5 separate regions of the Mus musculus genome follow, and regions 2, 3, 4 and 5 are each linked to region 1. A link is a loop called in an ENCODE intact Hi-C map of the cell type or tissue named here. Cell type or tissue: gastrocnemius. All regions are shown on one strand. Each heading gives the region's core, and the rest is flanking DNA. Links, peaks and the distances in the headings are about the cores only. Region 1 holds the start of Rpp38 (ribonuclease P/MRP 38 subunit). Region 2 holds the start of Meig1 (meiosis expressed gene 1). Region 3 holds the start of Nmt2 (N-myristoyltransferase 2). Region 4 overlaps Fam171a1 (family with sequence similarity 171, member A1). Region 5 holds the start of Hspa14 (heat shock protein 14).

Evidence for each region. A loop is a pair of places that touch in the nucleus more often than their neighbours do. Peaks named below come from ENCODE experiments on the same cell type or tissue, not always from the same donor. Only the 100,000 strongest peaks of a DNase experiment are listed, where the experiment ranks them.
Region 2: it touches region 1 in a loop (7-fold over the local background); 30 of 42 quality-filtered maps call a loop at or near these places.
Region 3: it touches region 1 in a loop (3-fold over the local background); 19 of 42 quality-filtered maps call a loop at or near these places.
Region 4: it touches region 1 in a loop (2.2-fold over the local background); 6 of 42 quality-filtered maps call a loop at or near these places.
Region 5: it touches region 1 in a loop (4-fold over the local background); 8 of 42 quality-filtered maps call a loop at or near these places.

What each region holds. Positions count from the first base shown.
Region 1 is chr2:3,327,730-3,334,099 of GRCm38, reverse strand. Nmt2 (N-myristoyltransferase 2) reads right to left here. Exons shown (of 14, transcript NM_008708.2): 14 at 5,223-6,370. It overlaps Rpp38 (ribonuclease P/MRP 38 subunit), which reads left to right and starts at 1,472. Exons shown (of 2, transcript NM_001013376.2): 1 at 1,472-1,573; 2 at 4,227-5,151. The coding sequence starts at 4,237. The coding sequence ends at 5,079. It also overlaps a transcript of Acbd7 not described here. In gastrocnemius, for the core only: no CTCF peak of the experiment used is centred there; DNase peaks (open chromatin) are centred at 1,091, 1,453 and 2,638; H3K4me3 peaks cover 2,191 bases; H3K27ac peaks cover 1,955 bases.
Region 2 is chr2:3,416,455-3,422,824 of GRCm38, reverse strand. It overlaps Meig1 (meiosis expressed gene 1), which reads left to right and starts at 3,696. Exons shown (of 3, transcript NM_001355207.1): 1 at 3,696-3,854. In gastrocnemius, for the core only: no CTCF peak of the experiment used is centred there; a DNase peak (open chromatin) is centred at 3,683; H3K4me3 peaks cover 1,196 bases; H3K27ac peaks cover 900 bases.
Region 3 is chr2:3,281,003-3,287,372 of GRCm38, reverse strand. It overlaps Nmt2 (N-myristoyltransferase 2), which reads right to left and starts at 3,161. Exons shown (of 14, transcript NM_008708.2): 1 at 2,967-3,161. The coding sequence starts at 3,076. In gastrocnemius, for the core only: a CTCF peak has its summit at 3,137 (motif pointing left); DNase peaks (open chromatin) are centred at 2,414, 2,738, 3,360, 4,258 and 1 more place; H3K4me3 peaks cover 3,149 bases; H3K27ac peaks cover 4,152 bases.
Region 4 is chr2:3,225,653-3,232,022 of GRCm38, reverse strand. It overlaps Fam171a1 (family with sequence similarity 171, member A1), which reads right to left. Exons shown (of 8, transcript NM_001081161.2): 8 at 4,217-6,370. The coding sequence ends at 5,513. Among named protein-coding and RNA genes, the nearest start is that of Nmt2, 55 kb to the left of the region's middle. In gastrocnemius, for the core only: CTCF peaks have their summits at 2,758 (motif pointing right) and 3,415; DNase peaks (open chromatin) are centred at 2,759 and 3,348.
Region 5 is chr2:3,509,884-3,516,000 of GRCm38, reverse strand. Hspa14 (heat shock protein 14) reads left to right here and starts at 3,187. Exons shown (of 14, transcript NM_015765.2): 1 at 3,187-3,367; 2 at 4,747-4,827; 3 at 4,904-4,986. The coding sequence starts at 3,311. It overlaps Cdnf (cerebral dopamine neurotrophic factor), which reads right to left and starts at 2,936. Exons shown (of 4, transcript NM_177647.4): 1 at 2,760-2,936. The coding sequence starts at 2,874. In gastrocnemius, for the core only: no CTCF peak of the experiment used is centred there; DNase peaks (open chromatin) are centred at 3,027 and 3,739; H3K4me3 peaks cover 2,368 bases; H3K27ac peaks cover 1,838 bases.

The DNA of each region.
Region 1 (6,370 bases), core at 503-5,502:
GTCTCAGTCTTCCACGAGCCAGGATTTTATGTGAACCTTTAGTATTTCAATTCTACCATCGCGATTTGTCTTTAGCGCTACATGACTGCGGGTAATAGTAAAGGACGTCTTATATGGCACAGTCAAAACTCGACCGAACTTAATCTAGTTCATCTACTTGTGATAGAAACCACAGCACGCTTTTCCTGTAAAAACTTCAACAATCTTTGACCACAAGCAACAGTGTTTGTTCTGTTTAAATGTTCAATAGGTGGTGAATAATGGAAACGTAGAAGCTAGATCCTATATGTTAGTCTAAAATGAGCAATGAAAACACCGAGAAAAAAGAGGAAGATAAAGAGAAGGACCTGAATCCTCCCAAATTCATAAGAACAGAAAGTAATTCCTGTCAAGTAATTTTTATTTATTTATTTATTTATTTATTTATTTATTTATTTAATGTATGTGAGTACATTGTTGCTGTCTTCAGACACACCAGAAGAGGGCATTGGATCCCATTACAGATGGTTGTGAGCTGGGACTTGAACTCAGGACCTCTGAAAGAGCAGTCAGTGCTCTTACCCGCTGAGCCATCTCTCCTGCCTTTTTTTTTTGTTTGTTTTGTTTTGTTTTTTGTTTTTTTGAGACAGGGTTTCTCTGTATAGTCCTGGATGTCCTGGAACTCACTTTGTAGACCAGGCTGGCCTCGAACTCAGAAATCCGCCTGCCTCCCGAGTACTGGGATTAAAGGCGTGCGTAATTTTTAATCTTTAGTACATTATTCCACTGCTTACCAGTTGTAACTTTCCAGTGATTTTGTTTCATAACCTTTCTTATTTTTTGTCTCCGTTTGTCAGAAGGCACAACAGCTATTGCCGGAGTACTCTGGAGTACTGCTGTGGAACTAAATGCAGCCCCTATTTTCCTTTCAGTGTGCCCAAGATTCTACACATAATCTCTAAGTACATGCAACCCTATAACCCCTATTTATTTGATTTTCGTGGCAGAACACGAGCTCCGCCTACCTGCCTCTGCATTACGTCACTCCCAGTCAGGGGCGTCAGGCGTGGTGTGTGGACTAAACCTGGCACAGCACTGCGCAGGCGTGTATTCTGTCTCGCGAGAGTCTGTGGTTGCTGTAGTAACCAGCCTCTCCCAGGGACGCGTGCAGGGGAATGGGTGGCTATAAGGGCTGGAGTTTTGTATCCCCAGAACAAAAAGAGACAGCAAGGCAGAAGCAACTGGGCTAAAAATGGAGAGCCAAAAGGAGAGACGAACCTCTCACAGAACCGAGCTGTTCCGCATCGTCATTTTGGACGACCAGTCAGAAGGGAGAGGCTGGTTACTACAGCAACCACAGACTCTCGCGAGACAGAATACACGCCTGCGCAGTGCTGTGCCAGGTTTAGTCCACACACCACGCCTGACGTCCCTGACTGGGAGTGACGTAATGCAGAGGCAGGTAGGCGGAGCTCGTGTTCTGCGCACGCTCAGTGCAGGCGCACGTGGAGCGGGCGCAGTGGTTCCTGGTAGTGACCGAGTTGCTGTAGTGAAGCGATCCGTCACGTGGTCTCCGCGGGGCGCTTCTGCTCAGGTGGGCGCGTGCGTGCCTGTGGCTCGAGTCCCGGCCCGTGGGCACCCGGGTCACCGCGGGGTGGGGGTCATCCAGAGCCCGCTCTCCCTGAGGTTCTTTCCGGCTGGTCTCAGCCGATCCCTGCCTTCGGGGGTTTCCTTCCGTCGTGTTGTGTGATGCGGGTACCCCTTCGTCCTCCCGAGACCGCGGGAGCTTCTCTGCTGCTGACAGCCTTTCTAGGGTCTCTTCCCAAATCAAGGTCTCTGTGACGCGATTCTAATCGCGCCGCCCTTCTTGAAAGGCTCTAGAGTCACCATCTTGTCCTTACCCAGTATCTTCAACTCCAGCATCTCTGTTCGGGCGATACTGAACTTTAATGTTCTTCTGTAATCCCTCACTGCCCGCTTCCTTCTTGGGCTATCTAAAGAATTCCTTCAAAGGAGGAATATTTTAGATTGCGGTTGGTTAATGGTCGTTTTCTCCAGAGACTTCAACTAAGGCCTGTTCCTCAAGATAACCTCACTACTCTGGCTTTAGAGTGAGCCGTTTTTATTACTCGCAGAAGCTTTTTGCTTTGCCCAATGCCTAATGGCCTGCAACAGCAAGGATAATTCATAATAATTTGATAGAAAAAAATGTATGTAAGTGCTCTACCAGGCACAGTGTACGTTGAATAAGGACATGAGAAACCAGAGGCCTCATTAAATAGCCAGAATCTGTAATATGGGTGATGAGTGAAAGGAGAAATGCTTGAGAAATGGGAGTAAACATTTTGAGTTTGTAATTGGTCCTGTAGGCAGTAGCAGCTTGCAGACATAGTTGGCAAGGTACTTGATCAAGCTCTGTGAACCTGTTAATATTCAGCATTTTAAAAATTAGTATTGCATGGCGGTCATCTTATGTAGGCTTGGTTCTTTTTTTCATCTCCCCTTCCAGGTTTTTGTGAATCAGAGACATACATCCCAATCTTGCAATCCCTTGGTTGCAGAGCATCTGTGAGTGTCCCCCATGCTAGGCAGGGACAGTAGCTGACTTGCAGTTTGGCAAGCGTTGTGGTGGGACCATTTGTCCCTTGCTTCCTGGTCATTTTACTCAAAGCTAGCTACCAGCTGCTGGTCACCTCGATAGATTTGGACGACCTGTTCTTGAATCTCTTAGCTTGTGAGGAGCATGCAGCTCATGGGGATTGATGGAAGCAGTTATTATGGAAGCAGCTATAGCCAGTGTCTGTAGCAGTGGGCAGCACTGACAGAATCAAGATTGCAGCTCTTACTGGGAGTGAGTGCAACACCATCTCCAAAGGCCGTGCAGTCTGGAGATGCCACCTGCCTCACATCAACATCTCCAAATGTTGGGCAGCTTTTTACCAGCACCTGTGGCACAGTTGACTCCCAGAAATTCCAGCTCAGTAAGCTCTAGGGTGAGTCAGCCATCTGATGGTTCTTAAAAACCACAGGTTATTTCTAAGATAGATCCATGATTAAAAGAAGTCTTTAGAAAAACTAGCTGTGAGTTGTACAGTGAGTCTGCTTCCTAATCCATGCCAGGGAACTCTGTAAGTTTGTTAGGAACAAGATGCGTGGAGAAAGTGCCCTGAATTAGAGGAACCTTAAGCAGGGGGGACTTATTTGAAGTTTGTCAACTGGGTCTTCATAGTTCTCAGATGAACTCTAAGAAGGAGACAACTGAGAGCAGAGGTATACAGTTGCCTTTGGGAAGGATAAACAGGGTTTAAATGAATGAATGCCCGACAAGAGAGCAGTTAACGTCCTAACTTGTCTGTAAGGTTAATTATTATAGGAAGAACAAATAACAGTGTTTTGTTTCGGATTTGCTTTTGGAAGGAGCGCAGCCCATTTACTTCTCCCTAATGGATTAATCTCTGAATTTCATATTTTTTTTATTTTTCATGAAATTGCCCGCCAAAGCAGTCATCTTATAATCATGTGAGAGGGAAAATATGGGCCTGCATGTTTCAAATGTTTTAGGGACTTGGGAATCATGAGAGGAGGGAGACTTAAAGTTTTAGCCATGGACAGATTACTACGGTTTTGCTTCTTAAAATCTGACCTGGTTCATTATGAACTTCAGAGACTACAGAAGGTTAAGCTCTGTGTGGGCAGACACAGGGGCTTCAGAGCCCACCAGCATCTGTGTCTGGAACACCATCTGCCCACTGCAGTAACTCAGTAAGTATGCTTATAAATGAATGAATGAGGGGTTGGCAAGATGTTTCAGAGGGAAGAGGCATTTACTACCAAGCCTGTGACTTGAGTTCATTCCCTTGAGACTCACATGGAGAAAACCATTTTAATAGAGCTGTCCTCTGACCACATGTGCTATGACCCCAAACCTAATAAATGTCTTTAACATTTTTAAAATAAATGAGTGGAATTCCAATTAGAGTTTGGAAGATGCTCACAAATCTGTAAGATTAACACCAGTCACTCTCACATTGCCTGTTGAGCATCATGAAAAAATAGGGAGAATTAAGTCTTCCTTGTGCCACAGAAATTCTCTGACTGGTTATCTAGTTGGGCCCATATAATTAGACTTGCTGTAGCATATCAGCCTGGAATAAAAAACAAAACAACAGAGACTGGAGACTATAACCAAAATGTTCTCAAGACATGCATTGCTGACAGGAGTTTCATCATTTTGTTTCTTTCCAAAGGGTTTTCAAGATGGCTGCAGCCCCTCAGGCACCAAAGAGGGGATCTATTCGGAAGACTAGACCTCTGGTTGTAAAAACATCACTAAACAACCCTTATGTTATTTCCTGGAGCACCTTGGAGAGAGAAGACATACACTTTATATTACAGACTCTCGAAGCCAAGTTTAAATTGATTGGACTTCAGAAAATTGAAGATAAGAAGAAAAGGAAAAAAACAGCTCTTATGAAAAAGCAAAGTTGCCGGCCAGATATTGAGATTAGCGAGGATCCAAAAGAGCCTGATGGGGATGTGCTGGTGTCAGGGTGGACACCTGTACACGTCAGGAAACAGCTGGTCATTGGTGTTAATGAAGTCACCAGAGCTCTGGAGAGGAATGAACTGCTCCTGGTTCTAGTGTGTAAGTCAGTCAAGCCTGCCATCATCACCTCACACCTGATTCAGCTGAGTCTAAGCAGAACTGTTCCTGCCTGTCAGGTACCTCAGCTCAGCGAGAGAATTGCTCCTGTCATTGGCTTAAAATGTGTGCTAGCCTTGGGTTTCAGAAAGAACACCAGGGACTTTGCTGATGAAGTAGAAGCCATCATTCCCAGGGTGCCCAGCTTAAACGTGCCATGGCTTCCAGACAGAACCCAAGGTCCCACAGACAGTTTAGAGACTGAACCCTCGGAAAGCCAGGACAACGAGATTTTGGACACGTCATTTGATGACCTTACAAAACTTAGTAAGAGGAAGCTTGCTGAAGGTGGACAAGCTTCAGCTGCAACATTACAACCCCTTAAAATAAAAAAGCTCATTCCCAACCCTAGTAAGATAAGAAAACCACCCAAAAGTAAAAAGTCCATTTCCAAGTAGTTTTGTATGACTTGTCACTATGTCTAATGTCTAAATGAGCACTGAAAGAAATAAAATCAAAACTTACATATATTCTTAGGATCCTGCATGGAGGTGCTTTTCTCTTTGGGTGGGGCAGATGAAGTACAGAAAACACTCAAAACAATGATTAACAAAACCAAAGTTTATTAAGACTAATGTCCATGCGCATATAAATTCACTGCTTTAAAGGCTGGTACAATGCTTGCTTGCAAGAACATCAGTTTCCTACAGCACTTAACATTTCTCTACCGAACTTGGAAAATGGGCCACAGACATGGTCTAGCAAGGTGGGTGAAGCAACTGAAGAAAGTCCTCAGTTGCAACGGAGAGAGAGAGAGACACTAAATGTTAAGCAGTACACTGCCTTCAGAGCGGCATGTCATTTTTACTTTGTGGTAATTTGGCTTTCTTTGTAGGTAAGCATCAAGGCAGGCTTGGGAGAAAGGCTTAATTGATACAGAACAAAAGCCTGATAAGGTTGTTTCATAAGAATTCTCTCCCTGCGCATCATCAGTTTCCTTGTAATATATAACATCTATCAAGAGTACATTAGGGGCAGAGCTCTATGGCAGAATATGTGCTTACCAGCACATACTATCCCTGGCTTGATCCCCAGCACCAAAAACAAACAAAAATCAAAGCTAACAACTCTAAAAACAAAACCTAAGCCAGAACTTATTACAGCAGTACTTAGCTGACATGTGGCACGAGGACAGACAAGACAGTGATGGGTCTTTCTGGCTGGGAGTGGAGCTGTCAGGACTTTACTAATCCACTCTGTCTGGAAGTCATTGTGGAATTTAGGAGGTGAGTGGGATAGCAAAACTTTTTCATCCCAAGTTTTGGATGAACTTATGGACTGTACCACTTTGTTCCACTTGCTGACAAATTTCCTGTTTCTGAAGGGAAGAAACCTTACAGCACAATATGGATACAGAGAGCATAGGGCAGTGTAACTTGAGATTGTTGCTTTTACATTTGGTTTTAACAGTTATTTTATATCCAAGCAGTTGCTCTGGCTACTAATTCTCTAAAATACCAACTGCTCATGTGCTTAACTTATGAAGACATCACCGTTAACTATTAGTGTATTTAAAGTTCTATAACAACTGCAATGTGCAATAAACAAATCTCTAAAGGAATGGTTTTAACAGTTTCCTCATGAGGTAAATAATAAATAAGCCCATGACAAAATTCTAACCTGAAAATTCAATTTGTATAAGACATAAAAATGAGTGCAATAATTGCCAAAGAGCTGTAGATCCAGATT
Region 2 (6,370 bases), core at 696-5,695, 89 kb before region 1:
TACATGGCTAACTCTGATGTGCCATCCGAGTTCAGCACATTTGAAAAGCCACAAAAATGAAGAATATGACAAGAATATTTTCACAGAGGCAGAAGTGATCATGGGATGATGCCAGGAGTAAGCTCTGAGCAGAGGGGTCGGAATGCCAGGGTCAGAGAACATCTGGTTACTCTTGCAGTCATAATACCTGGTTCTATTCACATTCAGATATTCATAAGGAGGAAGCAGGGAAGTAGAGGGAAGTGTTCTGGATATACACACCAACTTATACATTCCACACAGTAGTACCGGTAAAGCCTTGGTTTTGTATAAGATGGTCTTTCCTAGACTACCGGAGGACAATTGCTGTGGATGGGTTGTCTCTACAGGACAATACATTCTGCACTGAGTCTGGTCGTCGACAGAATTTCTCAGAAGTTGGAGCTCCTTGAGAGGCAAGGCAAACTAAAATTCACTCTTACTTACTTGTTCGTTGCTTTTCTCGTTACGACGTACACAGTAGGAAACAGTTGTGAGAATCAAGTTGTCACTGTAAGCAACATGCATGCTTATATTCTTATGACTGAACTTTTTCCGTTCGAGACCCCTTTCCTTTGAGAAGTTTTACACAACACTGGACACATAAGTATATAAAACAGGCATGCAAATAAAAAGTTTGCTGGTAATAAGTCCTAAAGAGATCTATTTGAAAACAAGTCTTTGGTATACATATATTTAAAAACCAAATCAGTCTACTAATGGATGGGCAGGTCTGTTTCTTTTTACAGAAAGAATTAAATCTTGACAATATCTGGTGCTTCAGGATGCAGAATAACTTTAGCATTTTGTTTAGAGTCAATTGATACTAATTTTATAATCATCTGTGCAGAGACTATGGCCTTGCACAAATGAGACAACAAACAAAATGGCAGATGGATATTTACAACCATTTCAGAAATTGTTGAAAATTCTGTTCTATTTCCAAGTAAATTTGATTTTTTTTTTTGAGGTAGGGTTTCTCTATGTAGCCCTGGCTATCCTGGGCCTTGCTCTGCAGACCAGGTTGACCTCAGACTCTGAGATCTGCCTGCCTCTGCCTCCCGAGTACTGGACTCAAAAGCATGCACTACCATGCCCAGCAATTTTTTCTTTTTTATAAAGCTCAAATCAGCATCTAAAAGGATAATTTTGGAAATTGAACATTTCAACACAATACAACCCATCCATATATACTTACACGCTGAAGGATAATGGTAGGAAAATATTAAAAGTCTTTGCTTTCCATAATTAAGTCATTGTTTCTATGTAAGAAAAAAATGCATGTACAGCAAAAATAATTGGAGTTCTTGAATGTGAGGTACTTCAAGCAGTGTTTGTCAGTGTTGTGTGCCATGACAGCTTATGCAATGTGGAGTGTGTTTTGTGTTTAGAATTGAGCCTGGCAGGTGTGGTGGCACAAACCCTTTGTTCCCAGCACTGGGGAGACAGAGGCAGGTAGATCTCTGTGAGTTTGAAGCCAGGCTGGTTCACATATCAAGATCCCGGTCAGCCAGAGCTACATAGGGAGACCCATCACTAAACAACTACAGCAAACACTAGAACAGAGACTTCTGTGTTGTTTGATACAGACATACACTGTGGTATGATCTCCTCAGATTAATTATGTGTTTGCTTTTGAGTTCATTTTTGGCCATTTTGGGTTCAGAAATTGTTTACTCTCTTTACAAACTAAGACAGGGAGACAAGTCATGGAGGGTGAAGGGGAACTGCTAGGGTGTTTGGAGAGAATGAGAGGGAGAGGTGGGTGTGGCTATAATTGAAGGACATTGTTTAGGACTGGAGACACAGCTTGGTAGTTAAGACTTTGTACTGTTCTTGCAGAGAGACCACCTTCAGTTCTCATCACCTGCATCGGGTGGCTCAAAAATCACCTGTCTTTCTAGTCCCAGGGGATCCAACACCCCCGGCCTCCATGAGCATCTGTACACAGGTGCATATACTCACTGAGACATACACATGTATATGCATGTACAGACACAACACACACACACACACACACACACACACACACACACACACACAAAGAGAGAGACAGACAGACAGACAGAGAGACAGAGAGACAGAGACAGAGACAGACTTTTAAAAAAAAGTTACAACGTTTACATGCATGAAATCTGAATATAGGATTCTATGGAGGTTTCAGGTAAGGAACCAAAGAAGCCCACTGCCATACTCTAGGAAATCTGATGGTCAAAACTCATTTATTTGTTCAACAAGTAGTTATCTGCTCTCTACAATGTTACAGCTCCTGGGCAGAACACTAAGGCACAGTGTAAAGCAGTCAAAGAACCCTTGTTCACAGAATGACTACCCCGCATAATGTGTTGCCAGCACTTGGGGAGTTCCAGATGCTGTCTGAAGTGTCCTGTGTTTAGTATTTCTGTCTCACAGCAACCCAAGCAGACAGGCTCTTATTGTTCAGTTGTTACATTGTTATGTAAATTGCACAAGGTCTTCTCAGTAAACAGAGTCCAGACTTAAATTCAAGGCCTGTGTTCTGAAGTGCCTTCCTCGTAGCTACCTTGCTTTTCCTGCTCATAGTGGCAGCAGCGGCAATGTGATGGTGAAATATATTTCCTCACTTTGAGCATGCTGCATACACATTTGCATGCTAGGAGCTGTTCGGCTAGGTATGGCTGGTGCAAAGTGACCCAGGATTACCGAGGAAGACAACAAACCTATAAGAGTCATATGGAAATTTCAAGGCTTTACTGACCTTATAAACCTCTGAAGCTTTCGTTGTTTATTTTGTTTGTTTACTGTGAATAAAATAGAAAGCTATTACAGGGTCACAGCCCAAGCCCAAGACTGACATAATCTTACTTAGATTTTAAGTGTCTGGTGCTGACTGTTGTGTGGAGAACAGGCTATGGGGGTGGGGATCAAGGTTGGGAATTAGTGTGGTGGCCAGAGACTGCCAAGAGATGGCTTTTTGGACTTGGGTGGGAGCTATTAAAGCCAACAGGTCTTGCTGATGGATGGAATAATAGAAACAGAGGATTGTAGGTAACAGCTAGTCAAAGAGGAAAATGTGTAAGTAGAGTTTCCTTTGTTTGGATATGGAATATAAACTGTTTAGATAGGTCTAAAGTTCAGAGATACATCTTGGCTAAGGAAATTAGAGAGTTATAGATCCGTTTTTTTTTTTTAAACTTAAAACCTCTTTAGTGTTAAATGACACTTTTAACTAGGACCTTGCTGAATTTGATCTGTAAAAAAATATGGCTTGTGTTTAACAACTAGTTCACAGAATCCCTGCACTGTTAAGTACTGGTTCCGGGGCTTTTCAATGACTTGGCGTTGACCTTTTCCCTTTCACCCTCGATTTATTAGACAATCATCGTGACTCTCGACTCAAAATACGGATCGTTAATCACTTTTCACCGAAATAGGTGATATATTAACTATCCGTTTAGATACTAATGGGAAAAAAATCTATAGATGGTAACGTTTTCATTTAGTGATCCAAGCACACACTTCTATCAGGATTCTGAACCTGTAAAATGTCTATTCTCTCAAACGCTTTCAACAGCGAGCATTAGTGAGCAGCGCCAACCGGGGAATCCCCTCTGCAGAGAACTCTTCGCCCAGCCTGGCCCTTGTGCATGCGCACAAAGACCCAGAAGCGGGGGGCGGGGTCGGAGGAAACTGGGCTTGGCTCGCTCACGTGGACCGGCCGAGCGGCGTCACGGCGTTGCTAGGAGACGCGCCGGTTACACCGGCCGTAACAGTTGGCCCCTGGCTGTCTCAGCTCAAGATCCCGAGTAGAGAACACGAACACCGCTGCGCCCTCCTGCGAGGCCGGCTGAACGAGGGTAATCGCGGATAGCGGGAGCCGTCCCCCCCCTCCCACACACACACACACTGTATGTATGTGTATGTGATGCCAGGGCTCAGATGCTAGTTCAGTTTCTTCCAGCAGATTATACCTTACAAACATCGTGATATATGGGGGGAAGAAAGCGGTTTCTGGCAGACAGCATGCTAGCTGTGAGAACACTCTTACGGGGTGGCTTTACACAAACGTGGCACACCTAGACCAGAAGGGAGTGCTTGACGGTGGGGGGTACTTTCGTCTTTAAAATGAACATCCGTTTTGAGGACTGTGTTCAGAAAACGATGTTCGGACCCAATGTGAGAACTGAGTTCAGAATACAGTCCCAGTATGTTCGTTATCTCGAACAAGGTTTACACGTAGTTAGAGGGATCCTGCCACCTGCTAGGAGCACAAATCATGATATAAGGTGAGGAGATGGGGATTGGAAGATTAGGCATGTTATCTAATTACGGGTTACAAGGCAAAAGCTCCAGCGACAACACGCTGGACTTGGCCACCCATCCCAAATACACCAATTAAGGAGACACACAAAGTGAACAGTAGAGAAAGATGTAATTAACATGGTACACTAGCGAGGGTAATAAGGAAAAAAATCCTGGGGCCCCAGGTTTGTGTTTGGGGGGCTGGTATGAGCGTAAGGGTTAAGTAGAGGAAGAAACTAAACAGGGCATAAAAGGTATTCATAACGGTCTCATTTAAGTTGTGAGTCCAGGTTGTAGTGTCCTTCACCCCTGTGGTGTCAACTCTCATGCTACAAGGCACCTGGTGGAAATCCAAGATTTCTCAAATTCTTGGCCGCCTAGATCTTCAGCTTTGAAGGGTGGTGAGATAGTTTAAATAGACAGACCATGATTGGATGGTTAACATCCCGGTGCAGATAGGCATTCCTCTGACCCAAAGTAAAGGGGTCAGACAAAACCAAGGCGAAGGTACCAGGCTTCAGCCTCCTTTTGGGTTACCTTGTGGGTCTAAATGAAGAGTTTCTGTGTTATGTTTTTGTAGTCGTTTCTAAATGGCTGTTTGAAGGCTTGAGGTAGTAGCTGGCTCCAGCATAGGTGACTACGGTTACATTAGAACTGAATGTCAGGGACCTAAGTACATACATAACTCTTAATAGTGCTTAATGAAATTCAGTTTCTAAAAAGTAGACATTCAAGCCTTGCCACTTCCTGTTTATAGTGGTACACACACATATGTATGATAGAAATTAAGTGTGTTTTATTATATAATTATATTTACTATGCATATAGTATGCATGGGTACTTTATCTGAGCAAAATTAGAAAACTGATTTACAGAGTCTTAACAAAAACAGAAAGAAATATGTAATTGTAATTTAGTGTCTATTTAAAGAGTAAAAATTAATGAAAAAGTTATGTCTTTCACAAAAGAATTCTTTTTTCTGGCAACAAGTTAACTATTAAAGTATCAATATTTTTATATTGTTTAGATCTTATGCCATTAAGGATGTTAGTCTTGTTTTGCAGTTATGAATTTTAAAATGATTTTGTGCTACTTCAAATACACCCATTCATTATAAAAGGCAATAGCATAAATGGCTTTTAAAAAATGCTTCACAGCCGGCGTGGTGGCACATGCCTCCCAGCACTTGGGAGGCAGAGGCAGGCAGATTTCTGAGTTCGAGGCCAGCCTGGTCTACAGAGTGAGATCCAGGACAGCCAGAGCTATACAGAGAAACCCTATCTTAAAAAAACAACAACAACAACAACAAAAAAAAAACCAAAAACCAAAAAACAAAAAATACTTCACTAAAGAATTTGAGGGAATAGCCATTTTAAAGATGCATCATGCCTGAACATTAGCCAGAGAAGAAGACAACTAAATAATGGCCCCCAATTTATTGGCATACATTGATACCAGCATCCCTTAAACCAGGTGTGATTCAGACATCTGAAATTCCAGCTCTAGGGGAGGAAGCGGGAGGACCAGAAGTTCAGTTCATCCTCAGGGAGTTCGAGACCATGGTTAGCCAACATGAGACCCTGCGTCAAAATCTGCACACAAAGCTCCTACCTGGAATTTTACAAGTCATATCTCTAGCATAATAAAACTGCCCACAGCTAAGTTTCACTACAGTTTTTCATTCTTCCTATTTTTGTGCAACCAGTTCAGACTATTAGGTTTAAATTCAGCGACACCAACCAGTCCAAAAGCAGCGAGCGTCCTTGTCAGAAAGAAGCTGCAGCAGCACTGCCACAGTCGGAGTTGCCCATGGTTTCCAGCATCGCATTCCGAGGCGAGCCTCTGCCTCCTGAAGCCTCCGGAGCTCTCTGCACCTTAGCTCCCTGCATACATTGTAACTTTAGCAGGAGTGGATGCAGCAGACTACACTGACGCTGAGGCTCATCTGCACGGGCTCAGCAGTTGTGATTTTCTTACTCATCTGTTTGTAACCTGCCAATGGGATATTTTGAAGGAGTTCCAGAAGATTCCACTGAACTGAAAAAAAAATATGATAAAAATACCTTGGTGG
Region 3 (6,370 bases), core at 517-5,516, 47 kb after region 1:
GAACAAATCAAGACTGAGTAGAATAGTCCATATTAAAGACCCTGAATTACCTCTGCAGCCTCACACTGGGGTAGGCAAGTTCCTAGCAGAGTCATCCTGGAGACAACCTCTCCCCACTGCCACCCAGCAAAGGAATGATAGCTTCAGTCATTTGGACTTTTCATTGGCCTCAAAGTTTTCAAGTTTCCTCAAGCTCCACGAATCAGGTGGTAAGGCAAGTCACTGAAGGGATCTTTTTAGGAAATCCTCAATTATCTTACTTCTAATTGTCCATATTTTATTTGAAAATAATAAAACTACATTGTCTGAGCTATCATCTCACTACTTAAAACTGCCAATCTCCTTGTTCATCAATGCTTTGAGAATGCATGTAACTTTTAGAGTGGTATACTGCTACCATACTTGGGTGGACCAAAGAGTTGATGTACACACTTCCCATGACAAAGATGACACTCAAGTATTTTATAATACTTATGCTATTGCTTTAAATTAAACACAAAACCTCATCTTCTGTTTATGGGCATTCAATATTACCCATAAAATAAAATATAAAGCTAATGAAGAAAATTCTGCAAAAACAAAAGCATAGTGGTATCTCACTGTGTATTTTTCCTTTATTTGTATCTACAGTTTCAACACAGTAAGCTAGAATAACTCCTAGATGCATTATACTGAATGTTGGGTGTATATTAATCCTTTCAAGCCACAGGGGAGCTATTGAACAAATTACAGCTCCATGTACTGACCATGGCCTATTGGCTCAGAAGTAATACTTTGCCTATTAGAGGTAAAACATTATCTGTTCATTCTCCAGAGGCTCTTTATTTGTTGTTTATTTAAACTAGTGGAGAATGAAGAGGCCAAGTAAGGAAGGAAAAGTTTTCTATATTTTAACACTGATAAACTTTAGCTACTTAAAGAAAACTTGGGTTTCTATGGAGCACTATCAATTCATGAGCCAAATAAAACAGAACGACTTCCTTAAATTGTACTGTCTAAATTGAAATCAAAAGAGGAAAGCAGTTCAACAGAGCAGAACAGTTACTTCGGTTTTGCTAATCTCTCTATACTTTAATATATAACAATTACTCCATTATATTAATTTTTTAAACTATAAGTTATCATGTTGCCTACTCTTGGTTAAAACAGCCCAATCTACTGGGCAGCTCTAAATTTTGATTAAGCATCCTAATATATAATTAATGTGCTGATGTGTAATAAATCTGGAAACCTCTTAACTGGGCCCAAAATGCCTGTGGATGCTCTTATGGGAACTTCAAACAGCCTACCTATAGCAAGGCATCAAACAATTCCAGATCAGTGGTTGCAGAGAAGAGTATGTCTTTGTACCAAGGGTATCCTGGACTTTGTAAGGAAGGAAGCTTGATTTAAACCCCCACCCTAGCATACCAATCACACAGAACAATATAACTTGAAGAGAGATAAGTCCAGGGTCTCCCCAGAAAGATAACCTACGGGTGCTGAAGTTCCTTGAGTTATCTATCCACTGGCGTGCATATGGACCCACTTCTGGCAAGACGGCTAGTGTTTCAAAAATACACTCATATTTAGCTATCACAGGCAAATTTCTATTACTCATAAACAGAACTCAGGCTAAGATTTCTGAAGAATTGCCTCTCTGGGCTTAAAAAAAATCTAGACTTGAATGATAACATTCAGTACTTGCAGCTGCCACTGAACTGTTCGCTGAAAACCTTAAAAAGCAACATGCCAAAGGGAGATATATGTAGTCAGCTTTTCTTTTTTGACATTTGTCATTTAATATCTGATAACGTATTCAAGATCAATACAGCCTCCTTTCTTAAAGCTTAAAGTAAACGTTGAAATAAAATACAAATACTTTAAAGACTCTCCATGAACTGAATAAATAAGCCATCTGTGACTCAGGCTTCCCTATCGTGTTTTTAGGCTGACCCACTTCTCCAGTCACCATGGTTCGCAGAATCTCACTTCTAAGGGGCAGCAGTAACAGTCTGTGCCAGCGCATAGTTTGAATCCAACAGGGTAAAAGGCTGAGGCAAACAGCACCTACAAAGGGACACCGGTCTTTATTTAAAATGATCCTCCAAACCCCGCCTCTAAAACAGAACTTCAATACCAGCCTTAACCAGAAGCAGTCTTTTCTCGAAGAAAAAAAAATCAAGTCTGTAGGGGAGAAAAGAGGGCAGCATAGATTGAGAAACCGATCAAATGTTAAAGTACTTGGTGCATTTGGCTTTGGAGATCAGACACCAGTTTTGCAGGAGGGGCAAGGTCGGGGCCGCGGGAACTCCGTTCACCCGTCAGCTCTGCTCTAGAAAGCTCTGAGGGCACGCTCAGAGGCCGCAAAGCTGAACGCCCTCAGGCGTCGGCTGAGACCTGTCTCCCTCCCCCTCTCCCGGTCTCGGCGCCCCTTTCCCGGCCTGGGAGGCAGAACTTTGCGCAGTTCGTCGCCAGCAGCCGAGACCGCCAGAGGCGCATCCCTATCCCACCCCCACCGCCGGCTCTGCGGGTTTCCTCTCTACAGGGGGTTAGTGGCGGCTGGGGGGGGGGGGCGCGAAAGAACTAGAAGGATGCCAAGGCACAAGTGGAACGACTTGCATCTCCCTCGCCTCGCCGGTCCAAGACGCCGCCACCGCAAAGGGAAGGGCCTTGCGTCCTTGCTAAGTTCCCACCCGAACCACTCGCCGTGGTAGGGTGAGGCCAAGCCAGCGGGGGCGCGCGGCAGGTGACTGTCGCGTCGCGGGTTCCCGGGCCCGAGTCGCAGTCTCCCCGCCCACCTCAGCCCTCGCCCACCACTGCGTGCTCCCCGAGAGCTGGGAGACCTGCACCTCACAATGGTCTCGGGATGAGGACACCGCCAAACGGAGCCTCCGGTCTAGGGGCTCCCGCACGCCACGAGCGGGCGCGGGAGCCCTGAGGTGCGCGCGGTCCCCGCCCTGTCGCGCCCGCGCGCCACCTCCTACCCTTTGGCGTGTTCGGTCTCCTCCTCATTGTCTCCGTCTATTCCGCACGTGTCCTGGTCGTCCAGCTCTAGGCTCTGCTGGCTGGCCGCAGACTCGCTGTCCTCCGCCATCGCGGCGGCTCCGAACGGCTGGGGAGGCGGCGCTCCGAGCAGCAAGCAAGGCGCGACAGGGCGGGCGCGGCCGCAGCTCCCTCTAGTGCCGCCCACCCTCGGGCACCGAGTCTCGAGTCTGCGGCCCCGCCCACCCCCCGGTCACGCCCATCACAGCCGGCCCGGCCCCGCCCACTCCCTTGAGGCTCCCGCCTGTCTATGCAGTCCCGCCCGCCTCAGTCAGGGCGGGCCCCGCCCACATTGCGTGCCTACACCCGCCCACTTCATCAGTTCTCCCACTTAGGCAGTCGAGGCCCCGCCTACCTCGCCTTCCCACTTCCGCCTATTTTAGCGGGTGAAGACCGGCTCCTCTCGTGGTCCCGTTTCCGCCTGGGCTAGCGAGGCTCCGCCCACCTCGCCTTCCGCTTCGGCTCCACTCCGCCAGCACTGCCCCGCCCACCTCGCTCGCCCGCTCGGGCCTCCTCAGCGGGCACGGCCCCGCCCACCTCAGCCAGCAGAAGGGCGAAAGCACGAGGCCGGCCCTTCCTCAGTCTAAAGCTGTGAGGTGGGGCGGTGGGGGAATGGTGGAGCCGGAGCGGGAGCCGGAGGCCGAGGCTTTTGGGCTTGGGGCGTGGCCTGAATGAGGATGCGTTTGTGGCTCCAAGGCTAGACCTGGTCACTGCAGGCTGGATTGCAGGGCTGCGCGGCAGCCTTTGCGACCACTGCCTACAGATTCTATATGTCTGTGTGCCTCAGCGCTCTCGACTTCTGCAGGGATTTTTTTTTTCACTCAGGCCTGCGATTCCCTAAAGCTCTCCCTGCCTCCTCTTCCACATGTTCTTCAAAATTTTCCATTTCACATTTTAGTATCTAATGCTTATCGAGCCAAAGCTCCGCCCTCCCCACCTCCCCGCTGCAAGCAGCCTCAGAGTCCTCAACAGAAAATGACTGGAGTTGGTTTTTGTTTGGTTGACTGGGGTTTTTGTTTGTTTGGTTGGTTTTTTTCTTTTGCTTGCATGTTTTTGTCTAGATGGGTTCGGCTGAGAACAGAATGAACATTTTGTGAAACATGAAGACACCCAGATTAGGGGGATTGGGTCGTTTTAGGCAAGTCTGTCGGCTCTCTCCTAAGTGAAGGTCATGACCTAGACCACCAAGGAAACCTGTATGGGCAGTGTTGAAATCGTCCTCCATCAGGAAACAGGAGAGGAAGAAAGCCAAGCATGGTGGCCCATGCCTGTTATCCCAGCAGTCCTGGATGTAAAAAGTCCCGGAGGTCAAAATGAGGAGTTCTTTGAGGCCAGCATCCACTGCATACAGAGTTCAAGGACATCTTGAGCAACAACAGACTCCTCTCAGGGAAAATAAAGGACTGGGGGATAGAGGAAAGAGAATCTCCTGGGTGTACCAGATAAGGCAAAGGTGAAATCCATATTGCTGTTAAATACTTCCCACAGCAGGCACTCGGTTGCATTCCAGAGACAGGGATTTTTCAAAGATCCTGCCAGACCACCAGAAGACTGTGAGGCGGTTTTACAAAGGCAGTTGCTGAGAAAGTTACCCAAACTCTGTAACGAGGGGAAAACTCCCTAAAAGCCACCTGAAAATTTTAGTGTAAAGCAAATCTCCCCCCAAACACGCACACAAGTGCACACACACACACACACACATGACTATGTGGTTAACATGCAATGAGCTCGAATGACCTAGAGACAAAACTTGCAGAGCAATTTCAAAGCCCAACATTTGTCTGACCTTCTTGGAGGAAGTGTAAGTGGGACCCAAAGATGGAGAAAATGCACTTCTGTGCTTAACAATTGCAACTATTTCTCAGACAAGGTCAAATGTGGCCTCTAGGTTCAGACTTTAGGATAAAGGCAGGCAGAGATGACTAAGGTTCCTGACCCTCATCTTCATAAACTGAATATAGCTGAATAATTAACCTGTCAACAGAGACCTAACCAGGAGGTATGAAGTCAGTCATTTTAACCTGTCAGAGGGCTTGGTGGCAAGACAATAGAGACTGGGGAAATCAATATCAAGATTAACATATAAAGGAAGCCAATAGGCAAAGAAAACATGGAAGCCTTCCCTCCCACCCCCTACCCTCAGTCCACATAGCACAGAATAGAAAAACACATTATAAGCACATTGTATTCAAATGTGTGAGAGACTGGTGCTTTCTGAATGTCCTGTGAAGGTTCCTGTGTCTTATGGCATAGTCTTTTGAGGCCCTTCCCTCAGCCCACTAACCCACTCTGTTTCTCAGGAGTGCCATTTCTTTCTTAGTAAAGTAACTATTTCTAACCGTGTGTTCCCCAGTGCAGTTTCTTATCCTGAGACACAAGAGTCAGGTGCTCTCTGAGCTCAGAGCAACCCATGTCTATAACATGTTCAAGCATTTTTCAAACTCCCAAGGCAAAGGAAATACAGCACACATTTATTTATTTTAACTTTCAACAAACATTACCTAAGAAACCAAAAAAAAAAAAAAAATCAAGAAAGCAAATAATTCTGGAGAAATTGAAGAGAGGACATTAGAATTCAGTAAACATCAGAAAATAATGACAAGCAGGGAACATTGTTCTGCAGAATGCAAAGGAACAGGGCCAGACATTTGCACAGTGTTAGATTGAAGCCTTATATAATCCAAATGCTTCTCTGCAGAATATTAATCTTTTACAGGAGAGAGAAGTTTGTGGCCAGCCCCGGAGGAGTCCTAAATTCTATCATCATGTGCAGAAACTCACCTCGCCTCCAAAGGGCTTTCTGTCTCTCTCTGGCTTCATCCAGGAGTCAGAGCCAAGTGGCAGTGTCGGGAAGATGAAATCCAAGTTGAGGGGAAAACACTTGTGCAGAGTGTTTGCCAGTGTGTTAAAAGTGTCCCGTGGGACTTTCTCCTTCTGCTTGGCTTATCTTTTTATGGAATACAAGTACAAGATTGTGTTGTTGATCTTGTTCACTTCTTTTTAAAGTATATATATATATATATATATATATATATATTTTTTTTTTTTGGTTTTTCGAGACAGGGTTTCTCTGTATAGCCCTGGCTGTCCTGGAACTCACTCTGTAGACCAGGCTGGCCTCGAACTCAGAAATTCACCTGCCTCTGCCTCCCGAGTGCTGGGATTAAAGGCATGCGCCACCACGCCCGGCTTAAAGTATATTTTTAAGCGTCATAAAATATGCAGTGTAGAACTTACTGTCAAACATTTTGTAAGCATATAGGTTGGTTTCATTTCACACCACCAATACGTAGAACATTTCCCCTTGCTGAACTACACCTCTATACCCATTAAGCAACTCCTTGGT
Region 4 (6,370 bases), core at 716-5,715, 100 kb after region 1:
CTCCAGCCCCACTACTCACTTTGGACCCCCCAGTTACGGCTAAGTCCTGATGAATGGCTTCACCTACATTTTCCCATTTTAAAGGCTTCTATCTGCAGCTTCGAAAGGTAGAAAGAGAAAAAAAAACGTGTGTGTGTGTGTTCACAGGTATGTGCAGGTGTGTGTACATGTGGAGACCAGAGGTCAACCTCAGGTGCCATTCCTTGGGCACTGTTTAGCTTGCTTTTGTAAGATAAGGCTTCATATCTTGGAGCCTGTTGATTAGGCTAGGCTGACTGGCCAGCAAGACTCAGGGATCTGCCTGTTTCTGTCTCTCCAGAACTAGGATCACAAGTGTGTGTTACAACAGCTGGATTGTTACATAGGTTATGGGGATCGAAGTCAGAGCCTCAAGATTGCACAGCAAGTTCTTTACTGGCCTAAGTCAGCTCGCTACCAATATAAAAAGTATTTAAGGAAATACATGTTTATGTGGGTGAAAAACTTCAGAGAAAACCACAAAATGCCAGCAGGAGTCATCTCTGCATAATAGGTTTTAGTGACTGACTTATATAACAACCAAATAACTGAAAATATAACCCAACTATATACCCTTTAGATATTAGTGGGGAAAACGTGGAAAAAGTGGAAGAGTTTGTAGTTTAACTCACATTATTGTACAAACACTGATGTCTTAGTTTTATTTGAGTGTAGTATATGTGTAGAACATGTTCATGTGTGTGTATGTAAGATATGTGTGTATACATGTGTGTTCATTTGTGGAGACCAGAGGCCGACTCTGGTCATCTTCTACTATCGCCACCTTATTTTTTTTTAATTTATGTGTATTTTGCCTACAAGAACGTATGTGCTGGATCCATTAGCAGGCATCTGTGATTACAGCACTCCTACAGTGTGTAGGGAGAGATGAGGGGCAGAGATACGAGAACTGTCCTGAAGCTTGCAGAGCAGCGGGCTTGGAATGTGCACGCAGGAACAGAAAAAAGACAAATCCTCTTCCAATGAAGTAGCAGGTAAAAGCTGACTCCTGGAAGTTCCCTTTGACCTCCACATATCTGCACAAACACACATCATATGTACATAAACAATCTAAGTAAATAACTGAAAATAACCCCAAAAGCATGAGGGCGCATATTGGGGGAGGGGCACCTTTGTTAATTTTTTTATTGCTTTCTGTCCCTACCATTGAGTTAAGAGACACTTAGAATTTCTTGGACTTCGCAGGTTAGCTGTCAGGCACTGCTACTATAAGAGTTAGTGTTGTAAGTCTACAGTTCAAACATATTAAAATAAACATCATTCATATTTAAAACTCATTCCCAATTTTTTCCTATGGTCAATTCTTACTGTCCACAGAAGTTATATCCTGTGGGATGATTCTAGGGTCCCATGTGTGTCAGGCAAGCACAACTAGCTGAGCTACACCCCTGGCCCTGACTTGTTAGCTTTGCTGTCAGTGTAGTCCAGACCCGAGCAAAGCCTCTTTAGCACATGTGTTGCTTCTGCAAGGCACAGCACAGCCCTCTCATGCTTAAGAACTCTACACAAGACTTTAGCATTATGCTTGGATGCCATTTGTAACATCAAGATGGCTGTCAACAAGGCAATAACTTGTTACTCATTGGCAAAGGTGCCTTCACAATTCAGAATTGAATACTCCTCATGCCTATAAGTGATCTAAAGGAGATAGTGCAGCTGGGTGTGGTCCCAGTTATGTGTTAACCCAGCATGTGTGAGGATGAAGTAGGAAGACCGGGACCCATGTGGCAGAAGACGACAATCTTCTGACCCCTGTAAGTTGTCCTTTGATCTTCATGGGCATACTGTGGCATGCACACCCCACCCAATAAACAAATATATGTAAAGCAAAATTTAAAACTTCAGAGTAGGGAAATTTGCAAATCTTTGACCCTTGAACAATGTAGATTAGCTATTCTGCTATTACCTATGCCCCACTGTGGGTTTTGTGGGCAAATAATGCAAAACTGGGACAGCAAGCGTCTATTCCAAACTTGTGGGTCCTGGAGTATCGCACTAATTGCTTAAAATTGTCCACAGTGGAAGTTTTCTACCGCAGGAGCAAAGACTACCAGCAGAGCTTGATCTGTTCACTAAGGAGAGCAGAGGAGAGCATGCTGACTTTTTTCTGGAGTGATCTTACAGCGGCATTATGTCTGGGTTCATTATGGATGGTCGGCACTGAAGAGTTGAGGGTATATTCGTCCAGAGTGCTAAAACTGGTTCAGCAGACATGGCACTCCATGGCGGTGGCTAAGAGATGTGCTGACATTCATCATCTTAATCATTAATTCAAGGAGTGACAATTGTCCATGCCAGACTACCCATGACAATCACGATCAAAGGCAGAGTCAACTGTCCAAGAGCTTCCCATAAAGTATTCTGTATATTATTATCAGGAGCATCTATAACTTAAATTCTTTCCTAGAGAGCTCTCTCTATTAGCAGCACAACTTCTCTCAGCTGAGCAACTTTTATTTATTTTGCCACCAAGCCCCCATTTAGTTACTTAGGTGTAAAACAAAAAAGAATGCTATGCAATCTTCCCCCAAACTGCAAACCAACCTCATTATTGCTCCAGTACTTTTGTTTCCAGGCAGGAACAACATGGACCTTGTCAGCCTTCTTCCATTTCCCACCTTACCTGGAAGACAGGACCAGAGCTGTTTCCCACCTTCCCACAGTCCACCCTGAGTGTCTGGGTTGGCCCTGCTCTTCTCCAGGGCGCTGAGAACTGACCACTAGGTGGCAGGAGCTGGGTGCCTTTCATTGCTTGGGTTGTCTGATATTCATGGGAAGCATTGAGGCATATTTCTCTCTCATGGCCCTCACTGGGCTAGAGGGAAGGTAAATGCATTGTTGAAAGACTGCAGCTGTGGTGGTTTGTTTAGAGGATTCTAGTGTCGCCATTAGTGCTTTCTGAGGAAAAAAAAATAATGTCTGGACCTCACTGTGGACAACTCTAATGGGAAATGAAGGTCTCTTTGGCAGAAGCAATTCCCTTTTGGCAAACCCAGGTGTGCTGTGACAACTGCTACCAGATCAGTACTTGCCACCACTGGATTACACTGTGTAAGATATTCCTGTCCTATCTCTAGAACCAGAGAGAATAGTTAGCATGTTGCATGTTTCTACAGGTTACATGGAAGGCTCTTCGGGATGCTGACACAGTTCCATTGGCAGGAAGCACAGACACGGCTGTGAAGGCCTGGGAACCGGCTGCAGCAGGGAGACCTCCCAGTGTTCTCCTTTCACCCCCATGACTAATGCCAGGCCTTGGGTGTTCCTGAAGAGGCAACTTTTTGCTTCTGTGGGATTGACAAAGGAGCCCCCATTGGAGTTATAGGAAAGTCAGCAAGGACTCACCTGCCACCTATGGGTGACACTGTTTCCTACACAAGCCCTGCCAGCCTTGCTGGTTAAAGCATTGTCTCCCATCCACTTAGCTGTCCAACGGTCAGGACTGTCTCAACTATTTTCTCCTTTTAAAGTAAAATATTAAAAAGAATCCTCATCTAAAAATTCAGAAAATAAAAACCAGTTCCATTAGTTTTATACTTGTGGAATCTGCAAGTGAAGGTTTGGTATGTAATCAAACACAGCTGCTGTAATTTTTCCCTGCCAGTCTTTCTCACATTCTGACATCATGTCTATTAACTTCCTTTGAGATGGGGCTGCCCTTGAACTTCTGTATCTGAGGCTGCCCCCACCTCTCCCATGCTGTGTGCTGGTATTATAGGTGGGCACTAACCCACTTGCTTTTATGTGGTACTGAGGACTTCACATGTGCCAGGCAAACACTTTACCAACTGAGCCACATCCTGGGCCCTCCATTAATAAATCTGATAAACAAGGTTATATATCTGGGATAGTTCTGTCTATTTAACAAACTCTTCTTGAAACTGTTGCAAGACAAACTGATTTCCAGCATAAGAAACAAAAACCAAACCAAAAAACCCCCAGTGGTTTCTCATAAAATTCAGCTATCTCTCCTTACCTAAAACATCACGAGGATGTTACCATTCATTCTTGAGTGAGACTAAAGACAAAGGTGGGTTTTTTAATCCTACTATTAATTCCTGGTATTTATGCATCCATAACCCCCCAACATTGAAGTCTCCCTTCAATGCCAAAGTCAAAGAACAGCAACGTCTTATTGACAATTTCCCAACAAAGAATGAATCAGAATAAACACATATTTTTTTCCTTCTTCCAAGTTTATTTTGAGTTTTCATTTTTGGACAACCAAGCAGCTCTTAAAGGAGAATGCGCAGAAGAGTCATTCTGGCACTTTTGGACAGTACATGAGTGTTTTTAACAGTCACATTCAATCCCCCTGCTCAGCCCATACTCTCACGTTCGGTGAGCAAGAAGGGCACACGGGATTCTAGAGTTAATACATAACCCTATATACAAACAGCCAGTGGAACCATAATGGTGGCTAGTGACCAAAGGGAGGGAGTAGGAATGGGCATCTCTAGTGTCCTCCTCTAGTCTATCTCAGCTAAACAGACCCACGTTACACATGATAACTAGAGCGTATACTGCGTTGAAATGAGGATGCTCAGTACGAATGGCACTTGGCAGCATGCAGTTCCAAGAACAAGGTATCGTTTAGTAACTTTATATAAAATCCAGGCAGTTCAATTGAAAGGGTTACGAAAAGACATGAAACCGAGGGACTGTCTGTTGTCACTGTAAAAAAGGCACTTGGAGATAATGGGACCAGAATTGAAGAACTGACTCTTAGCTGATAAAAACTTCAGTACAGTTTTATTAAAAGGCTTAGAGATGTTAAGAGCTGACACCCGGGTTCTGAGTTCCTGAAGGGCGACACCGAAACCAACCACAGAGAAGTAGAACTGAAGGAAGCAAAACGTTTACAACTGAAACTGAATCATACTTTAAAGAAAGAGAAAAAACCCAACACCCTATGTGTGTGTGTGGAGAGAGAAAGAGAGAGAGAGAGAGAGAGAGAGAGAAAGAGAGAGAGAGAGAGGGAGAGAGAGAGGCCTAATTAAAGCAAAGCATAAGCAAGGTAACAAAGAAGCAGCAATGCATAGCTTTCCTTTGAGATAACATCGACGTCCAGAAAGTTCTCGCCACCCAGCTTCCCAGTGAGAGCGTCACAGTAGCGTTATCATGATAGAATTAGAGAGGGTTCAGACAATGCAAAGAGCATTTCATCTGTTTCCAGAATCTGAGAGAGAACTGAGGTGATCCTTGGAGCATAGCAATCCCACATGTGGTTTGTCAGCATCTCTACTGTGACAAGTCAGGTCCGTAGAATGACATGTCTCGCAGCCACCTTCTCGGAGGGGCAGCACCTGTCAGTCACCTTTCGTTCTGTCATAACCGTAATTCCCATGTCAAGGCAGTAAGCATCTACTTGCATGGTTTTCACTCCTCAGCTTCTCCACACGCAGGTATGCACTTCCATGAGAAAGGATATTTGGCAATTTTATAATCCGCATTTTAGGGGCTTATCGATGGCTCATTTGATGTTGAAGGCCATCAAGGGCCTTTCCTCTCGTTTCTGCCAGGGGCTTTTCTTATCTTCTCCTTGGTCATCGTCATCGTCATCGTCATCTTCATCTTCATCATTGGCGGATCTTCTCTGGTTGGGACTGGCTAATGGCTCCAGGGGAACGTCTGAAGTTCGTTTGGTTGTCTCTTCCTGCAGGCTGGGCAGCTGCCCGCCACTCCTCCGACCTGACCCTTCCAACAAGCATCGCAGTGCACTGTCCTCGGGGGTGCAGACCGTGGCTGCACACTCACTGCCGCTCGGGTCCATGTCCTCAAGGTACAGGAGCTGCGTGCAGGCAGTGCTGTCGGGAGCTCTGGGATCTTTTTGCTGGTGCTCCTGCAGAGGTGTGTGGCTCTGCTGGAGAGACAAAGGGTCTCCCCTTCCCTTCCGGGCAGATTTTGGTTCATTCATATCCACACCAGAGTCCAAACTGGCATCATTACTTCCGTTCCTTCCAGCTCTTTGGAGATCAATGTATGAGTGTCTAACGTGAGCGTTGGACCTTCCATCTAGGGAGACAAACCATGCCCGAGGGTGTGGAAGTGGCTTTCCACCCCCAAGTTCCATCAGTGCCTTTTCGGTGAGGAGCTGCACCTCGCTGTTCATTTGAGCCAAAGCTGCATCATTCAGGGATGCAGGGATAGACAGTGACTCTGACATGGATGCACTCTGAGAGCTCCACTCCCGTGCACCTGCTTCCTGTAGGTGCTGCTGAGAGATAGCCTGGGAAGACAAAGGCTGGCCTTGGATCTGAGAGGATGGGTGTGGGAAGATCCCTGCATGGGGGTTGGACAGCTCGGCCTGGAGCCTTCCTATTTCCAGCTG
Region 5 (6,117 bases), core at 1,118-6,117, 180 kb before region 1:
CCACCAATAGAATGAAAAATGTCTTCTGACGTATCTTTTACTCATCTTAATTATCAAATACATTAAGTCTACAAAGAAGACACCTGCTGTCATGATCACTGTTGTGAGCAGGAATTCATCAGTCTCTAAGCAATCTCCCATCTTGTCTTCCTATAAGAGAGATCCAGTCTTGCAAAGGTCTCATATCTCTTCCCCAGCATATCCTCATTTGATTTCTAAACATCTCTGCCATTCTGACAAGGAATCATCAATCCAAATGAGGAAACTCAAGAACTCTAACTTTTGTTTTTAAAGATGGACATTTGTCTCACCAAAACATGCATGAAATTTTGCCACAGTGCATATGTATCCTTTATCAGTACTCTGCCTGTTGAGTATAATAACAGAGTTTTAAATCCATGGGATGAGAGACATCATCTAGAGAGACTTTTTAAAAGTACATAGCTGCGTGGTGTGTAGTGAAATGATTTTTTGAATCTTCTGAGAAACCGTGGGGGAGGGGGAGACACTACCTGGTGGAAACTGGAAAAACATTAAATCCAGGAGAACCTGACAACCCTCCCAGAGATGGGGCAAGCTACAGGATGGAAAGACACCAAGACAAGGCAGTAGACCTGGGGAAAAAGAAAGGTAGAGAATCCATAGGAAGGTAGAGTCAATAGACAAGCAATTGGCCAGCAGAAAGAAAGAAAGAAAGAAAGAAAGAAAGAAAGAAAGAAAGAAAGAAAGAAAGAAAGGAAGGAAGGAAGGAAGGAAGGAAGGAAGGAAGGAAGGAAGGAAGGAAGGAAGGAAGGAAGAGGAAATACAGAACAAACCAGTTAATTTTGTTAACCTCATAACCTCATAGCATAGGAATAAGTTCCATTTGAGGATTACTTTTTAACTACATCACGTTTTTTGAATACTTAGTCACTCCATAATCACCTGACAGAAAATATGTCCGGAACTCTGGGGAGAAGGTGGCTTGGATACAGAGATGTAGAATTTACTGGACAGTCAGGCAGATTGATTTTTTTTTGCACTGTATGCAGACTGATAATAAATACAGAGGGCATGACACAGAAAAATTCCAACAACTAAGCCATGGCTAGGCCAAGCATTGATGGCACGCATCTTTAATCCCCACACTGGGGAGGCAGAGGCAGGCAGATCTCTCTGTGAGCTTGAAGACAGTGTGCTTCATAGTGAGTTACAAGCCATTTAGGGCTACATAGTGAGACCCTGTATCAAAAGGAAGGAAGGGAGGGAGGGAGGGAGGGAGGGAGGGAGGGAGGGAGGGAGGGAGGAAGAAAGGAAGAAACAAAAAACAGAAGCCAGCCATAGCCAAAGGTTGAGAAGCACATGAACAAATCTGGAAAATGTTTGCCGTGATGGAGGCAAAGACAGAGCAGCGGCAATGTCAAAGTCATCAAGGCAGGGACTTCAGGAAAGAAAAAATTCTAATACTGTCGGGAGTCACAGAGAAACCCAAGTTCAACCCTTGGATGTCCTTGGATTAGTCTCTGATAACCTCAGCACAGATGATGGAGCTAGTAACTTAAGGGTCCCCATTTGTGTGCATTGGTGTGATGTCAAATGTGTGTGTTACATTGTTGTTATTTAAGGTTCAGGGTTTTCTTTGTTGTTTTGTTTTGTTTAAGGTTTATTTATTTTATATATGTGAGTACACTGTCACTGTCCTCAGCCACACCAGAAGAGGGCATCAGACCCCATTACAGATTGTGAGCCACCATGTAGTTGCTGGGAATTGCACTCAGGACCTCTGGAAAAGCAGTCAGTGCTCTTAACCACTGAGCCATCTCTCCAGCCCTTTTTTGTTTATTAAAGTAGTTTCATACATCAATCTATAATGATTTCAAAATAGTTTGAAGTTCTATAATAAAATCCTGCTTGCCCAAGATGAGATCTTTAACTGAAATTATAACTGTTAAACCAGTATCTTTAGCTACAGAAATTTTAAATAACATCTAAACTTATTTTAAATTTCTAGAGGAAGGTTTGATAATTGCTGATAGAAAGCTGGACTCCAACTACTATTAATACTATTTACTTACAATAAGACTCAACTGCCCATTCCACATGAATCTTGTCTCCATTTTCTGTTCAGTACATCTGCTCTCAAGATGAGAAGATATATGTTTACATCACTTCAATAAAACAAGAAGTGCTACAGTGGTCCCAAAGGGACTATCAAAACTGTTCATCTTGGCTCTTGTTAACAGTCCTCTACAAAATACACTGTTTTTTTGTTTTGTTTTGTTTTTACAAAACCTAGGTACTATAACACCCTCAAAACCAGGTGGGATGGTGGAATTGAAGGTATGATCGCCAAGTCCACAGAAGAAAACAGGCGTCTATTTTATCGTTCTCTAGGAATTAATGTGCTCCTTTGTAAAGCAGCTTGTCTATAAAGTCCTAGTCAGCCGTACCCTTGTCTTTGATTTCAGCAACCCTAACGTATTGCCATGTTTTATTTACCTCCTAGGAATGGCAATTAGTTTGAACCTCAAAACATGTCTTCTGAGCAGAGAAGCAAGTCTCCTCGGTTAGGAGCAACAAAATCAAGTTGGCAGCGGAGACCATTTGCACAAAATCTAATACGAATCCTATTTCACTCCTTTTTCTGCGCCACCTTAATAATGACAGCAAAAGCAGAAGGGTGAAATGTTATTTACAGCTTGGGCCGGGAGAAGCTGCTTAGGCAATTGCTAGGCTGAGCGCGGTGTCGCCGCCATGCAAGCAGGTCACACACCGCTCACCTTCACAGTCAGCCCTCGGCCCCACACCGGCCTCCAGGCCCTGCGCCAGCACAGGGTTCGAGATACAAAACCCGGCGCAAAAGGTCACCAGAGCAGTTGGACTGATGCACCGCATGCTGAGCCTGGGACCCGGAACTACCCACACCTTCCTTACTGTAGTGGGGGCTGCCTCGTGAAGCCGGAAAGAGGCAGGAAACAAGTGACGCAATCTCACCAGGCGTTCCCATTGGCTCTGATGAACGGCGCTCAGGAGAGGGAGGAGCTAATGACCCTCTTCCGGGCCTTTCCGGCTTGAGCTTGAGCAGACCGGCGTTTACGCCGGGCTCCCAAGGAGCGCGGAGTGATGCGCTAAAACTATTGGCTAACCGTTCTGATGAAAGGCGGCATCCTTATGTTGATTGGCTGCGACTTGGGAGGCCGGCGCAGCAGACCGGACGCAGTAGGCGGGCGGGAACGTGAAGTCTCCGCAGTGCCTGATGGGCTTGTTCCGAGGAAGCTAGCTGAAGCTGCTGAAGGGTCCTTCGTTGAGCTGCCGTGGTCTCCGCCGCCTTATGGCGGCGATCGGCGTGCACCTGGGCTGCACATCAGCCTGTGTGGCTGTCTACAAGGTGAGCCTGGGAAGCTGTCTCCGGGTTCCGTGGCGGCCACCCTGTTTTCTGGGCTCCGGGTCATCGGCCCGGGAACCGTGCGTGCAAGCAAGTGGCAATGTTGCGGGTTCTCGGCTCTCCCTCCAAGGCCAAGCACGCTGTGTGGAGGGTGGATACAGAGAGCCGGATCTTGGATACTCCAGGGTATCCTGGACGTCTTGGCTGTTTGAGGAGTTTTAGGGACGAAAAGGCCTCAAGCATGCAGGGTGCACTTAGGAGACCGGGCCATAGGATGCCCAGAAGAGTTCAAAAGACGTCAGGGCTCCAGGATGCCTGGAGTCCTCGGGGCGGGGGACATCGTTCTTGTAAAGACGCCTAGAACAAACCTGGATGTCAGGACCCCCTGGATGCTAGAGAAGTCCTAGTGACAACTGACCGCAGAGTCCCTAAGAGGTCACGGTGACGTCACTGGTTCGGGGTTCCCGGAGGTGGGAGGTATTTGAATTTCTGAGCAACCAGAGCACTGTGTAACTGCCCTCGAGAGAAGGGTTCCTAGTTAAGAACTGACTCTTGCTGTACACACTTGATTCTAGAACTGAGAACTTAACAAGGAACTATAGCTTTTTCCTCCTCAATATCGATGGAGAAGGAACAATGTTAAGGAATTTAACCGATGCTATCTTCGGTTTTAAGTCTCATTCGATTTATCAGGAAAGTCCCAGGGGAGTAGCTACTTCGTTTGTAGGGAAGCAGGTGGAAAAGCTGTATTTGTGGGAGAGTCGTGTAATCATGCTTGCTAGGTATAGAATGTTGTATACATTTGATCCAGCTTACTGCACAGATCTAAACGGGAAAATGCATGGGCTAGAAGAAGCCTTTTATTAAACTATAAGAAACAAATAGTGGCAGTTAAAAGACCAGTTTATGAGGGACAATCTAAGAAAGAGAGACACTGCCAACCTAGTAAGGTTTTGCAAGGTGGAGTAGTCTGAGGACTGAACTCGGGTAGCCTTGTGCTTTTATTGATTGTTACGAAAAAAAGGCCTTTTGGCAAGTCAATTACTGAATACCAGAATGTCTTCTCTGATCTCGTTGTCTGAAGGACCCATTGCCTAAGCAATTATCAACCATTGCAAAAATTCCTGGTTTGCCAAGAATGTCTTGCTACTGAGGTTATGCAATTCCTCAGTTTGAAATTCCCAAAGGAAGAGCAACCCCATAAGTCCCATCACTGATTATTTACAGAAGATGACTTTAAGGCCTGAATGGGTGTCACTCAGGCACCTGAGTGAATGCCAGATACAATGGCATTTCTAAAATTCCATTACAATCTGCAGGTATATTCAATGAGATTGTGCATTCCAGTGTGAGAGAACTAACCCTCTCACATCTTTCCTTAGGATGGCCGGGCCGATGTGGTTGCAAATGATGCAGGGGATAGAGTCACACCAGCCATTGTTGCTTACTCGGAACGTGAACAGGTACGGTCGAGTACTCTCATCGGTGGTTCTTGAAAATAATGCAGAGTCTTGTTGTTAATGTGCAGTTCTTTTTCAGGTGGTTGGACTGGCAGCAAAACAAAGTAGAATAAGACATGTTTCAAGCACAGTAGTGAAAGTGAAACAGATCCTTGGCAGAAGGTATGGCATAAAGTACTTTAAGGTATGGTAGCCAAACATTCAAACCATGCTTGCACATTCTGGGCAGAATGCTAAGGAAACGAGAGACACTCCAGACTGTTTAATGGCGGTTACTTTAGGGAGAGCCCCAGGGGGGTTGTTCAGAAGTTTGCTTCTTGCTGACAGGTCTCATAGTATTAGTGAATGCCAGCACTCACTTCTAGTCATTTATGCCAGTCACAAGTGGTTCTTTGGCCTTTTGCATTCTTGTATCTCCTTGAACTGAGTGAACTAGAATTATTTTGTTGGAATTGGATGATTTCTCTGCATGGTGGTTGAGTTTTGTAAAATCTCTTATCACTGGTCATAATTTCTTCAGCTACTATTGATTTTCCTCCTTGGCCCTTTGTGACACTTTCTGGGAACTAACTTTTCCAGTTGACTCACAAATGTAATCGCTGGAGAAACAGTTTAATTAATATCTTAAGAAGCAGGTCAGTTATCTGTTATGACTTTAATTAGAAGATTCCAGAGGCTTGCTTCCCCAGACTTCCGTCTGTTCGAATCATAGATTATCCTAATAAGTAGGGCCCTTTCATTTCCTCTGGAGTGTGGTGCTTGGCGATGTTTGAGTGTTTTCACATCTATGATGCTATTGAATCCTCTCCATCCCCATAAAAACTGGTTGGCCAGGTATCAGGAGGTCAAGGCACCCGGAATTTGTGACTTTCCCAAATTACAGTGGTGAATTAGATAAGCCTGCAGGTGGGGACTTCTAATCCTTAGCTCCCTCTGCCTTTTCTTCTTCATTTAAGTAGGATGTAAATATTAGGCATTTCTTTGTATTGAATTTAAAACTTGGGGATTGTTAATTAGATTGAATATTTCATTTACATAGGCATGTTTATTTCATGAGCTCTTGACTGCTTACACTAAACTTGATATCACTCTATTAAAGAATGAATTCAGATGTTTTTGTGTGATTATAATCCTATATTCATTAATGTTGGTAGGTGTTATTAAGCGTATTAAAATGTACTGGTAAGCATATTAAAAATAAATTGGCAGCCAGGCGTGGTGGTGCGCGCCTTTAATCCCAGCACTCGGGAGGCAGAGGCAGGTGGATTTCTGAGTTCGAGGCCAGCCTGGTCT